3 separate regions of the Homo sapiens genome follow, and regions 1 and 3 are each linked to region 2. Evidence: chromatin contacts called from ENCODE Hi-C or POLR2A ChIA-PET data. All regions are on one chromosome and are shown on one strand. The core of a region is the stretch at or near the end of the contact, and the rest is flanking DNA. Distances in the headings are between cores, read along the strand shown.

Evidence for each region. Hi-C counts contacts between places; a loop is a spot of excess contacts on that map. ChIA-PET counts read pairs that join two places held with the same protein, here RNA polymerase II (POLR2A). Pooled maps may share reads with other maps.
Region 1: a map of ascending aorta shows a loop between it and region 2 (3-fold over the local background). The contact joins the promoter of CUTA here to the promoter of NFKBIL1 in region 2. A Hi-C loop is called at or near these places in 1 of 168 maps with a recorded cell type or tissue (ascending aorta), 1 of 37 single-sample maps with no recorded cell type and 11 of 50 pooled maps.
Region 3: a pooled map shows a loop between it and region 2 (4-fold over the local background). The contact joins the promoter of PSMB8-AS1 here to the promoter of NFKBIL1 in region 2. A Hi-C loop is called at or near these places in 7 of 50 pooled maps. POLR2A ChIA-PET finds 5 or more read pairs at or near these places in 2 of 52 experiments (CD4-positive, alpha-beta T cell and T-cell).

The regions. Positions count from the first base shown.
Region 1 is chr6:33,414,977-33,419,629 of GRCh38, reverse strand. CUTA (cutA divalent cation tolerance homolog) reads left to right here and starts at 1,523. Exons shown (of 6, transcript NM_001014840.2): 1 at 1,523-1,671; 2 at 1,935-2,149; 3 at 2,320-2,379; 4 at 2,488-2,533; 5 at 2,661-2,710; 6 at 2,854-3,188. The coding sequence starts at 1,630. The coding sequence ends at 2,980. It overlaps PHF1 (PHD finger protein 1), which reads right to left. Exons shown (of 15, transcript NM_024165.3): 12 at 4,486-4,653; 13 at 4,301-4,395; 14 at 3,960-4,040; 15 at 3,191-3,820. The coding sequence ends at 3,532. It also overlaps a transcript of SYNGAP1 not described here.
Region 2 is chr6:31,545,754-31,550,165 of GRCh38, reverse strand. It overlaps NFKBIL1 (NFKB inhibitor like 1), which reads right to left and starts at 2,558. Exons shown (of 4, transcript NM_005007.4): 1 at 2,415-2,558; 2 at 1,727-2,003. The coding sequence starts at 2,471. It overlaps ATP6V1G2 (ATPase H+ transporting V1 subunit G2), which reads left to right and starts at 3,558. Exons shown (of 3, transcript NM_130463.4): 1 at 3,558-3,688; 2 at 3,957-4,057. The coding sequence starts at 3,607. ATP6V1G2-DDX39B (ATP6V1G2-DDX39B readthrough (NMD candidate)) reads left to right here and starts at 3,318. Exons shown (of 13, transcript NR_037853.1): 1 at 3,318-3,688; 2 at 3,957-4,057. RefSeq lists an enhancer at 3,525-4,024.
Region 3 is chr6:32,842,836-32,845,535 of GRCh38, reverse strand. PSMB8-AS1 (PSMB8 antisense RNA 1) reads right to left here and starts at 1,450. Exons shown (of 2, transcript NR_037176.1): 1 at 1,262-1,450; 2 at 1-118. It overlaps PSMB8 (proteasome 20S subunit beta 8), which reads left to right and starts at 1,489. Exons shown (of 6, transcript NM_148919.4): 1 at 1,489-1,686; 2 at 2,447-2,594. The coding sequence starts at 1,540. TAP1 (transporter 1, ATP binding cassette subfamily B member) reads left to right here. Exons shown (of 11, transcript NM_000593.6): 11 at 1-327.

The DNA of each region.
Region 1 (4,653 bases), core at 274-2,773, 1.9 Mb before region 2:
AAAAAGATGAGGCCCAGATTCAGAAAGAGCCAGATGTAGAATTAGAGCTTAGAGAACTCAGACCTAGAAAGAGACCCCAGACTCAGATCTCAGAGACTGATAACTTAGAGACAGAGACACTCCTGACTTAAGGGGAGATAGAGACTTCAGCTGGTCCGGAGATGGACAACTCAGAGACCCAAAATTCATGAAGAAGACTTCGAAAGACCTCAGAGTGCGACCACAGACCCTGAAACATAGAAACCCCCCAAACCAGAAGCATAAAAGGAAACTCAATCCTAAGAAAGATCTCCACACAAATACTGAAAGACCCCTCCGAAATCTGTCTCAGAGACAAACTCCAAACTCAAAGACAGAGATCTCAGGGAACCTCCCCTCCCCACTTCCCTGCCCTAGAACCTCCGAGAGGTATAACCCTGACGTCAGCCTGGGAAACTCCGAGGCATCCCCACCACCAGACCAATGACCTCAGACCTTGAAGGGAGGGGAAATATTGGGTGGGGGCAGTGGCAAGAGCTTTTTTCTCTGCACCTCCTCCCACCTCTCTGCCTCTCATTGGCCCCTCTCTCCATTTTTGGGTCACAGGATGTGCTTGGGCCCCAGGGAAGTTATGTAGGGCAGGTCCTGGCTCCTTGGGGGATGGGTTAGGGAAAGGAGACCCGAGGCTGAGAGGTGGACCAATCCTGGGGAGTGGAATAGGCAGGGAAGAGGGGACAGAAGGACCATCACCACTGTCCCCATCCTGCAGCCCTCGTTCTCCTTCCCTCTGATTCAGTAGTCTGTCTCAAGCTTTGGGTTTTCAATTAAGATGGCTAGGCCCCATTTTCACCATCCTCTACCACAGGGTCTCGCTCTGTTTTAAAATGCTTCTTTCCTCAGCTAGCTATTGTCTTGCCATGCCCGTGCCTGCCTAATCACTCCCTGCTACCCAGGGACAGCGGGCTTCTAGATCACCGTTGTTCATTCCCAAACCCAGGCATATCTCTGCCCAACTAAAAGGGCAGGGGGCGCTCTCTTAACCCCTGAGTTTGGGGTGAAGGGTCCTTCTCAGACCCTCCCACTCCTTAAGACCTCGGAAACAGTGCAGGGGAGGTCACTAGGCACATTGTGGGGTTTAAGGATGATTCCCCACTCCACAGCCTGACGCATCGACTCTGCGGGGTCTCTGGCCCCCCTTTCCTGGAACCAGCTCTCGCCTCACGTGGCCTGCGAGGCTGGCCTGTGATTGGCCACTTGGCGTCACTCACTGAGTGCCGCCGCCGAAGAGGACCGGCCCCCTCACGTGACAGTGGAACGCCGCAGCGGCTCTCCTCAGCCAGCAAGTGGCAGTTTCGGGTTCACACGGAAACGGGCGTGCCATTTCCGCGCACGTCTGCAGATGCGGTAGTCGATTGGTCAAGTCTCCCATGGCTCCTCCTTCATCAGGAGGTGGGCAAACCGCGCCATGATAGGGTCGGGATTGGCTGGCTCTGGAGGCGCAGGTGGTCCTTCTTCTACTGTCACATGGTGCGCGCTGTTTTCTAATCACGTGGCTGCCACCCAGGTAAGAAGAGGCCGCTCTTCCTGGGGTTGTTTCTCCGTGTGACGTGTGGCCTTTGAGATCAACTCTCCTGTACCAGCGTAGGCCGCATGAGTGGGGGGCGGGCTCCCGCGGTCCTGCTCGGCGGAGTGGTGAGTGACCGGCCCCGCCCCGCCCCTTCCGGTCCTCGAAGCCTCGACCGCTACCCGCACCCTAAATCCCAGAGGTTGGCCCCCTGAGGTGTGAGTGAAATGAGCTTTTGCTTTATTTTCCAAGTTTCTCTCTCACCTTCAGGGGCATTCTTCGGGGGTGCATCAGAGGGAGGGCAGAGCCTGAGGATCTAAGCGAAGGCTTCCCCGGGTGTAATTTCCTGGGCTGTTTGTGAGGAGAGATCGAATTCGCCTCCTGCTCTCAGGCCTCTCTGCTCCTGTCTTTTGTTTGGATGCCGGCGCTGCTGCCTGTGGCCTCCCGCCTTTTGTTGCTACCCCGAGTCTTGCTGACCATGGCCTCTGGAAGCCCTCCGACCCAGCCCTCGCCGGCCTCGGATTCCGGCTCTGGCTACGTTCCGGGCTCGGTCTCTGCAGCCTTTGTTACTTGCCCCAACGAGAAGGTCGCCAAGGAGATCGCCAGGTAGGGACCTCGATGTGCAGCGAGAAAGGATGATCATGAAGGGACAGTTGGGGGTGGGGCAGAAGAGTGCTGCTTTCTCCTTTCTCCAGCTCTGGAAGCCTGTCTCTGGGCTGCCAGTACAAAAACTGGGGTTATGGGGTACTCTGAATGGGACTGTCTCTTCACTCCAGGGCCGTGGTGGAGAAGCGCCTAGCAGCCTGCGTCAACCTCATCCCTCAGATTACATCCATGTGAGTCATAGGAGTTGGGGGGTTAACCTAACTGTAGGAGCTGACTGGGAACCTCTTTCCTGGGGGAAATTCTTTGCTCCCCACAACTCTCCCCCTCTGACCTTTCAGCTATGAGTGGAAAGGGAAGATCGAGGAAGACAGTGAGGTGCTGATGGTGAGAAACATTTCCCCCACCCAACAAAATATCCCCAATCCCTGACCCCTTTAGCCCTTACCCCTCTTCTGAGAAACTGAACTCAATCCCACTCCTTGATTCAACCATGTTTATCTTTGTCCCTTAGATGATTAAAACCCAAAGTTCCTTGGTCCCAGCTTTGACAGATTTTGTTCGGTGAGAACTTTGAGATGGATGGGGTGAGGGTGTGTACTGTGTGGGTGTGACTTGCTGGGCAGTCTAGGGCTTGCGTGTAAGGGAGTGGGTTCTTTTGGGTAAATCTTTGAGTGATCCCCTTCCCCCACCCACCTATTTTGTAGTTCTGTGCACCCTTACGAAGTGGCCGAGGTAATTGCATTGCCTGTGGAACAGGGGAACTTTCCGTACCTGCAGTGGGTGCGCCAGGTCACAGAGTCAGTTTCTGACTCTATCACAGTCCTGCCATGATGAGCCCTGTTCCTGCTCATCATGAAGATCCCCGCGATACTTCAACGCCTTCTGACTTCCAGGTGATGACTGGGCCCCCAATAAATCCCGTCTTTGGGTCTCTCTGCCTTTTGCCTGTTTTTTGTCATGTATGCAAATTTGTTGGGAGAATATAAGTGCTTCTAGTCCCTGTATTCTCTACATCTTTCAGAATGACTCAGAGCTGCTAGATTTGTTTATTTCTCTTTATTTCAATCATACAGAGTCCGGGATCCCTTATCATCCTCCCTCCTCAGTCTCTGCCCCCAGGGGTTAAATAATTTTAAAAAATATTTAAAAAGCTGTAACAAAATAACATCAAAGGAAATGGGAAGGATGGGAGGGGTCAGGAATCATGAAGGAGGGTAGAGAAGAGGGCCTCTTCCCCACTCCCCACTCTTGGATTCCAGCCTGGGCAGTAGGGAGAACTACCCCCTATCTCTCCAGGTACATCCCAGCTGTAGGTGAGGTCAGAGGTCAGGGTATGAAAGTGCCGGTGTGTGTGAATGGGGAGCTGGGCAGAGGCAGGCTGTTCAGAAGATGCCCCCTCCTCCCCACTCAACCAGGTACTGCACAGAGCCATCAGGCCGTACTCTCCGAGCAAGGACCCGGACAGGGTCCCCTCGGGACAGGTAACCAACCCCACCTCGGACTCCTCCCCCAGTCCCAGGAGACAAACTACGGCACAGGGGAGAAGGGGGTGCTGAGCGTCTAGGAAGACCTGGGGATGGGGATGAAACTGAGGAAGATGAGGCAGTCATCGAGTGGGGGGCACTTTTAGGGATGTCTGTGGGGAAACCAATGTGAAGTTCCAGGGGTGACCTAGGGAGAGAAGGCAATTGTAAGAAATGGGCAGAAATGGAGAGCACATGTGAATCAGAGAAACAGTGTTAGAGACTAAGAGCCTTGAGCACATAGAGGGGAAGAAGAGCATCACTGGTAATAGAAGACAGAATCTCACCTGTCTGGGGGTCCACTGTCCCCAGAGGTCCCTGCGGTGCTGGCAGAAGGGTGGAAGGAAGCAAACATCCGGATGGGGCTGCTGGGGTTGGAGTGGGGAAAGTCAGGACCTGAAGCAGGGGAACAGGACCTTCTCCCCCTGGGAAGTGCAGAGCTCAAACACTACCCCCAAGGGACTCCCTTCCCCAGAATACTGGCTACCAGACACTAGTTCTAGAAGTCGGTCTAGGCCAAGAAGTGGGTAGCCAAGGGGGAGAGGGAAAAGAATTCTGGGTGATAAAGTCCAGAAGATGTGAATAATTGGGAGCATATTTTGTGGGGGAGGGGCAGAGGAGCACTGACCTGGGCAGGCAGCGGGCATCTGTGGGCCGGAAGTTGTAGCCGCTGCTGCCCTGGTAACTCTGGTTAGGGCTGGGGGATGGTGGAGACACTGAGGCCTAGAAGAGGGGGCAAAGGACTGAGAGATAATCCTTGACTCCTTCCCACACCCCACCATTTGCTCCATCGGGTTCCCCCTGCTCCAGTACCTGCAGTGCCCTCTGCAGATGAGCCCGCTCCCTCTGCTCCTGGGGCTCGGGCTGATTGCGCACTGCTGAGGGTGGCCCCAGCTCCTCCACTTTCCCCTTCTGCCTCCTCCTCAGGGGCTCTGGCTCCGGCCTCCGGCGCTTCCCCAGGGGACGTGAGACCCCTCCCCC
Region 2 (4,412 bases), core at 1,309-3,808:
GCAGTAGTGCAATCTCGGCTCACCACAACCTCTGTCTTCCGGGTTCAAGTGATTCTCCTGCCTCAGCCTCCCAAGTAGCTGAGACTACAGGTGTGTGCCACCATGCCTGGCTAATTTTTGTATTTTTAGTACAGATGGGGGTTTCACTATGTTGGTCAGGCTGGTCTCGAACTCCTGACCTCGTGATCTGACTGCCTTGGCCTCCCAAAGTGCTGGGATTACAGGCATGACCCACCGCACCTGGCCTCCACCACTATTATAATATCACCAGGTTCCCCATTTGAATCCTTCAGTGCCAAAGGTTTTGCAGAATTCAAATGTTTTTGGGACTTGATAGGGCTGACCTAAAAGTACACTCACTCTATATTAGGTAGCCCAGGAGGGCCTAGGCAGCCCAAGAACCAAACACATGAGTGTTTCTGCAGGGAAATGTATGAATATTGACATCAGTAGGATGAAAATAAATAATAGTCTTACTTTAGTTCAGATTAGGTTTCTGTCACCAAATGAATTTTGGTGGCAGCCTGATGAAAAATGTTGGTTCTCAGAGTGTTTTTGAGTTTAGAATTGTGGTTAAGGGAGTATGGACCTGTTGATAACAAAAACAGGAACAAGGCCAGGTGTGGTGGCTCACACCTGTAATCCCAGCACTTTGAGAGGCTGAGGTTGGTGGATCACCTGAGGTCAGGCATTCGAGATCAGCTTGTCCAACATGGCGAAAACCCATCTCTTCTAAAAATATAAAAATTAGCTGGGCGTGGTGGCATGCGCCTGTAATCCTAGCTACTTGGGAGGCTGACGCATGAGAATCACTTGAACCTGGGAGGTAGAGGTTGCAGTGAGCCAGGATCGCACCATTGCATTCCAGCCTGGGCAAGAAGAGTGAAACTTCATAAAAAACAAAAACAAAAACAAAAAACAGAGAAACAGGAACAACAATCGCCAGCATATACCAAGTGCTTATCGTGTGTGCCAGGTACTCTAATTATGTACTATGTCAGTTGATTCTCAAAACATATATGGCACAACATGGGTACTCTGAACATGGGCACAATCAATGTACAATGCTATAATGTATAACACAGGACAATGTAGCTGTTAAAAGCATGGACACTCTATCTAGTCCATCTGGGTTATAATCTCTGCTCTACCAGTGAATAACTGTAACTCTGGCAAATGACTTCTCTATGCCCTGTTTCCTCAGCTGGGAAATGGGGGATAATATCAGTACTCACCTCCTAAGATTGTTGTGAGGATTAAATGTGTTACTTTATAAGAAATGTCTGGCACATAGCAAAGGTTGTTATTATTTTAATTTTTACACATGGGCAAACTAAGCCTCAAGTAACCTGTCCAAGAATACGTAGCTATGAAGTGTGGAGCTGGGATTTGGAGCTGGGGTTTGAATCCAGGCAATCTAACTCCAGAGCCTACCTTCTATGCTACTTTTTGGCTACGAGCAAACAATCTGTCAAGAAACAAAGTAGCTACTAATCTAAACAGATGTGAAATTTGAAGACCAGTTGATCTTTGGGGAATGTTGGGTTCTTCAGACAATGGTAGCTCAGTAATGTAAAGGGACAAATGACAGCCACATGCCAACTTGGTTAACTCCTTCCCTAGGTCCTGATGACCAAATAACCAGCTTATTTCTCAACTATTGGTTGGCTTTCATTTCAGGTCTGGTCAGCTGCTTATGACCTTGTTCCCCACTGAGCAGACTCACCATCTGGGCCCTGGCGGGCAGCAGCATGCAGTGCCGTGTCCCCATGGCGGTCCTGGTGGGCAGGGTCAGCCCCGAGCCGAAGCAGCAGGCACAGGGCAGGGGCATCGTGGCGGGCACAGGCCCGGTGCAGTGGTGGGGGCTGCCCAGCATCTACATCGAGGCCTGGGTGTCGCTGGAGGAGGGCCTGGGCCCGGACCAGCCGTCCTGCAGACAAGTAACGACGAAAGCGACGTTCTCGGCGTTGGCGGCGGGAAGTGGAGGCCATGGAACTCTTGGGCTGGGGAAGGAAAAAAGGCAGCAGTCAGGACTTCAGCCTTGGCTGGTCCTTCTCCCTCCATCTCTGACATCCCCTGTTGTTTCTCCCTTTGGTTCCGTCTTTTTTTAATATCTTCAGCAAGAGATGAGGCCTAACCTAACCCTGATCCTTTATCAGATGATAGATTTGAAAAAAAATTTTTTTTGAGGGGGGTGATAGGATCAGAGGTTTAATTTTTTTAATGTAAAATTCGAGAAAAGGGTAAATAATTGGTTTAAGGCTCAGGAGCCCAGGTAAATTTTTAATTTTTAACAAAGAACTTTAAAAAAACCCAACAGGGCCGGATGGGGAAAATTTTTATCAGCAGAAATCTGAGTTTTAAAAAGTCACAGATAATCTCCAATAATGATCTAGAAATTGAATATCATGTACCCGGCAGACAGATGTGGAGGCTTCTTCCTCTGGAACCTGGGGGGAGGGGTTACTCATCAGACCTGCCCCCGCCCCCCCAAGTACCCCCAGAGCCGTAGGCCCAAGGCCTGTGTTTAAGAAGCTCGGAGACGGGAGGCGGGAAGGGCGGAGACACTCCAGGCTGGAGGAAATGGCGCAAGCAGAGACGCAGGTGGAGGACGGAAGTGAACTGTGAGGGGCGTTACCGGATGTCGTTCCGCCCCGACCGGGTAGTTCTTGGCCAGATCTCCCAGGGGAAACTAGGGAACTTAAATTAAAGGGGCCGTCTGAAACCAGAAGACTGGACTGGAGGCGAGGAAAAGGAGGCGAGGGGAGGGGAGGGAGAAAAGAGAGTTATTTGGAGGTTTTTTCCCGCCTCCTCTAACTTGGCAGAGAGAGGAGATGGTTCAGTGATGGACGAAAAGATGAGAAGACAGAGAAAATAGAGGAGATAAAGACAGGATAAAAATCACATTAAACATGGAAAACAAAAACAAAAACCACAGTGGGACAACAACAGGGACAGATCAAAAAAAAAGAAAAAATACAGACAAAAGACGGAAGAAGACTATCGTAGGATGGGGCAAGTGAGATGCAAAAATTTGGACTTGAGAAATATGTAGAAAAAGATGGAGATGTTAACAACGGGAGGCAGGGGAGGGGGCGGGATGGTGGAGAGAGAGAGAAAGGTAGAGAGTTAGTTTAGAATTAAGCCCAGAATGCTCTTTTCCCAACACAGGTTGCATGATGACATCCTTACCTTTTCACCGCATTCACAACCCTTTATGCTTCCTCTGTTACCACCAATCAAGTTCTCCTTCTCTCACCTCAGTACTCCCCCGTCTCCGCCCCTGCCTCATCCCTAGACCTTTCCGACTGGGATGGCTAACCTGTTGTAAGCCCGCAGCTTTGGGCCTGGTCTCTGCTGCTCCCAGGCGGCCCCTTTGGGTACTGCCTGAGCAAGAAGTGCTGGAGAGGAGGACCAGTCATCAATAGGAGGATGAGATTGGGAGAGACACTCGGTGCAGGAGGCTGAGTGAGCAGGGGAGCACTAAGACCCAGGGGTAGTGGAGGACTGCAGCAACGAGCTGGAGGAGGAGAAGTAAGCGGTGGGGGGTGGGAGCCATCTGGTACTTTGACAGCATTCAAAACAGCATCGGCCATAACAACAGAAATGGCCAGTCAGTCCCAAGGTATCCAGCAGCTTCTGCAAGCTGAGAAGCGGGCAGCTGAGAAGGTGGCAGATGCCAGAAAGAGTGAGTCTCCTCTTTCCTCCCTTAGGAGTTTGGAAAGAAAATTGGGGGTGGGGGACAGCAAACATTTTGGGAAAACCCAAGGCTGGCGGGAAGACAGACAGCTAGGGTCTGGAGGCTGGTTAGGAGGGAAGAAATGGATGGATATTAGAATCTGGCACCTGGTTGGCTGAGAGAAGGCTGTATAACTTTCTGGAAGGGACTGACTCCTGCTATTACATTGTGTGTGTGTGGGTCCATCCCCACTCACTGTCCTTTCTTCTGCCTCCAGGGAAGGCCCGGCGACTGAAGCAGGCAAAGGAGGAGGCACAGATGGAGGTGGAGCAATACCGCAGAGAGCGAGAGCACGAATTCCAGAGCAAGCAGCAGGCGGTGAGTTGAGGCAGAGTCGGGTTGAGACCCCACTGCAAGTTGGTGGGTGCATCTAGTGAGGTGTGTAAGGGTGACTCAACAAGAAAATATGGTGGCAGAGGGCTGAGGCTGAGGGGACCCTGGCAGGGACCACAACATTGGTGAAACTTTGTGATGATATGTAGGAGAGTCTGGGAGTTTTGAAGGCCACATAGAGCTTGTGGGCGGAATGCCACAGTCTGTGTAAAGTATAACATCTATGTGGAGTATGATTAACATTTGTGGTGGAGGGTAGAGTTTTATGGTCATGGATGGTGAGGTGGTGGGGATATTACGGTCTGTTTTAGGATGAAGTTGCATGTTAGGTCTAAGGGGA
Region 3 (2,700 bases), core at 201-2,700, 1.3 Mb before region 2:
CTCTCTGTGGTGGAGAACCACAGCTGCAGAGTAGGCAGCTGCCTCCAGGATGAGTTACTTGAAATTTGCCTTGAGTGTGTTACCTCCTTTCCAAGCTCCTCGTGATAATGCAGACTTCCTGGAGTACAAACACAGGATTTGTAATTCCTTACTGTAACGGAGTTTAGAGCCAGGGCTGATGCTTTGGTGTGGCCAGCACTCTGAAACTGAGAAATGTTCAGAATGTACGGAAAGATGATCAGCTATTTTCAACATAACTGAAGGCATATGCTGGCCCATAAACACCCTGTAGGTTCTTGATATTTATAATAAAATTGGTGTTTTGTACTGTGGTTTCTTATGTTTCCGGCACACCAAACGGCCCACTGCCTTTTGCAGCGCACTTTTCAGCTGCGGATGTCTCCTCTTTTATCATCCTCAATGTTTTACCCCCTAACTGCATCACCTTTTCCCTTAAGCTTTTTAATTCCTATGAGGCCCCTTCCACTTCCCCTATCCCCTTAGGCCCACCCCCAAGAATGTGCAAGACCCCAGCCACAGGGCCCATCAGGGCACTAGCGGCCGCAGCTCAGAGCCGTGGCCTCTCCGAAGTGGCAGATGGGGCGGGCGCGGCCAGAGCAAGTGCCAGGCGGGAACAGAGGGACTGGGCGCGCCTCACAACTCACCACCTCGCCCGCTGGTCCTTCCTGGCTCGCCTGGCTCTGAAGCTGCACCTGGAGGGGAAACCTCAGAACAGTAGGCGGGATTGCCTAGTAAATATCTCCCATTCAGGGAGGCCCAGGTCGTGTGACGTCGACAGTTGCTGGGTAGATGAGGCCAACACAGGTTGCAAGAAGAGGCGGGGTTTAGAGGCGTGAAACTCCGCAGTGCTCAGCCAAGCAGGGAGCAACGCTAGGAAGGGCGGGCAGAAAGGGCACGCTCTTGTGGGTGACTACAGGTTAGGAGACCGTTGAACCTGGAGGGGCCCTAGGATGGACCCCGTGGAAAGATTCAGAGACTGCGCCCTCTCCCTGGCGCCGCCTTCCCCTACACGCGGCGGGTATATTCTGTTGCAGTTGGCCCAGGACCTGTTTCCAAGACTCTGCCCCCTCGCACTTCCGTCCCTCCTGGTTTTGTAAAGTGATGCTCATAGGAACCCCCACCCCGCGTGACACTACTCCCAGCTCCTGGCTGACTTCTAGTCTTCTGGTTGAAGCTGCGCCTTTAGATGACACGACCCTACCCACCCCTGTTTCCAGCGGATGCCCGGGCCTGGAGGTACCTCTTACTGTAACCCATCGCCAAGTGGGCTTTTGAAGGCGCCTGTTCCTTTCTCGCTTTCTTCGGAAGACCCTTGACCCATCATTCCCCCGACCCCCATAACGGGAGAGCAGAGAAGCCGGTCCCCAGTGTGATGGTCCTGGTCCAGGCACTAACTGTCCTTTTCTCGGAAAAGGCAGGGGGATGTGGAAAAGAGTCTTGTTCCCTCCCCTTCGATCTGTGGCTTTCGCTTTCACTTCCTCCTCCGAGAGCGGACAGATCTCTGGGTGCTGGGCGGTCATGGCGCTACTAGATGTATGCGGAGCCCCCCGAGGGCAGCGGCCGGAATCGGCTCTCCCGGTTGCGGGAAGCGGGCGTCGCTCGGACCCAGGACACTACAGTTTCTCTATGCGATCTCCAGAGCTCGCTTTACCCCGGGGAATGCAGGTCGGGGCAGTAGGGAAGCCCCTAGGGATGCAGGGAGGCGGGCGCTGAGGAGTGGAGGGTCGCCTGAGAGGAGGAGGCGAGAGCGGGAGCGCGGGGTACAGGGTCGGGGGTAGCCTTCAGTCCCGGAGAGCGCCAGACCCAAAGAAGAGGCCACATGGGGATGGGGCCTGAGAGGAGGAAGTGCAAGTTAGGACAAAGAGTTACAGGTGAGGTGGGGGCTCCCAAAGGAAGACAAGAGAACTTTCCTGCCCTTGTCCACACACAAATGGTGGAGCCTTTTTCATGGGGTTATCACATGATATAGGAGGTGTGTGGTGTCTTGGGAAACCTATGAAATTTGCCTGCTGGCCTCCTCTCAGCAACTCACTGTTGCGCGACTTAGAACAAGTCACTTAGTCTAGGTCCCAAGCCCCTCTTCTGTAAAGTGAGGATACTGTTACTAAACGTGTTTTGTGAGGGTTGAATGCTTTATGCATGGAAGAAACCCTTTAAGTCACTCTCAAAATTTTTTAGTAATGGTAACATGTGCTTGCTTTCATTTCTGTTGTGCTGGAAAATGGAAAAGGTTGATACTGGCATGCCTCTTCTTTTCCTTCTCCCAAGCCATTTCCTTCTAGAGATTGGTTATTAACTGTTTCATTTATTGATGGTTAGATCATTTCTGCATATCTCCTCACCCTCATACTCCCTAAAACCTTTTCCTGGAGCCTCTTACTACAGAATTTTTCATTGCCTTTCTCAACCTCTTTTCTCTTATCAGCCCACAGAATTCTTCCAGTCCCTGGGTGGGGACGGAGAAAGGAACGTTCAGATTGAGATGGCCCATGGCACCACCACGCTCGCCTTCAAGTTCCAGCATGGAGTGATTGCAGCAGTGGATTCTCGGGCCTCAGCTGGGTCCTACATTAGTGAGTGTATACGCTCCAGCAGGCAGAATCTGGGGAGCTGGGCTCTCCTTTCCACAGGAGGCCAACTCTGCAACAAAGTGGAAGTGGATATTGATTTAGGACACAC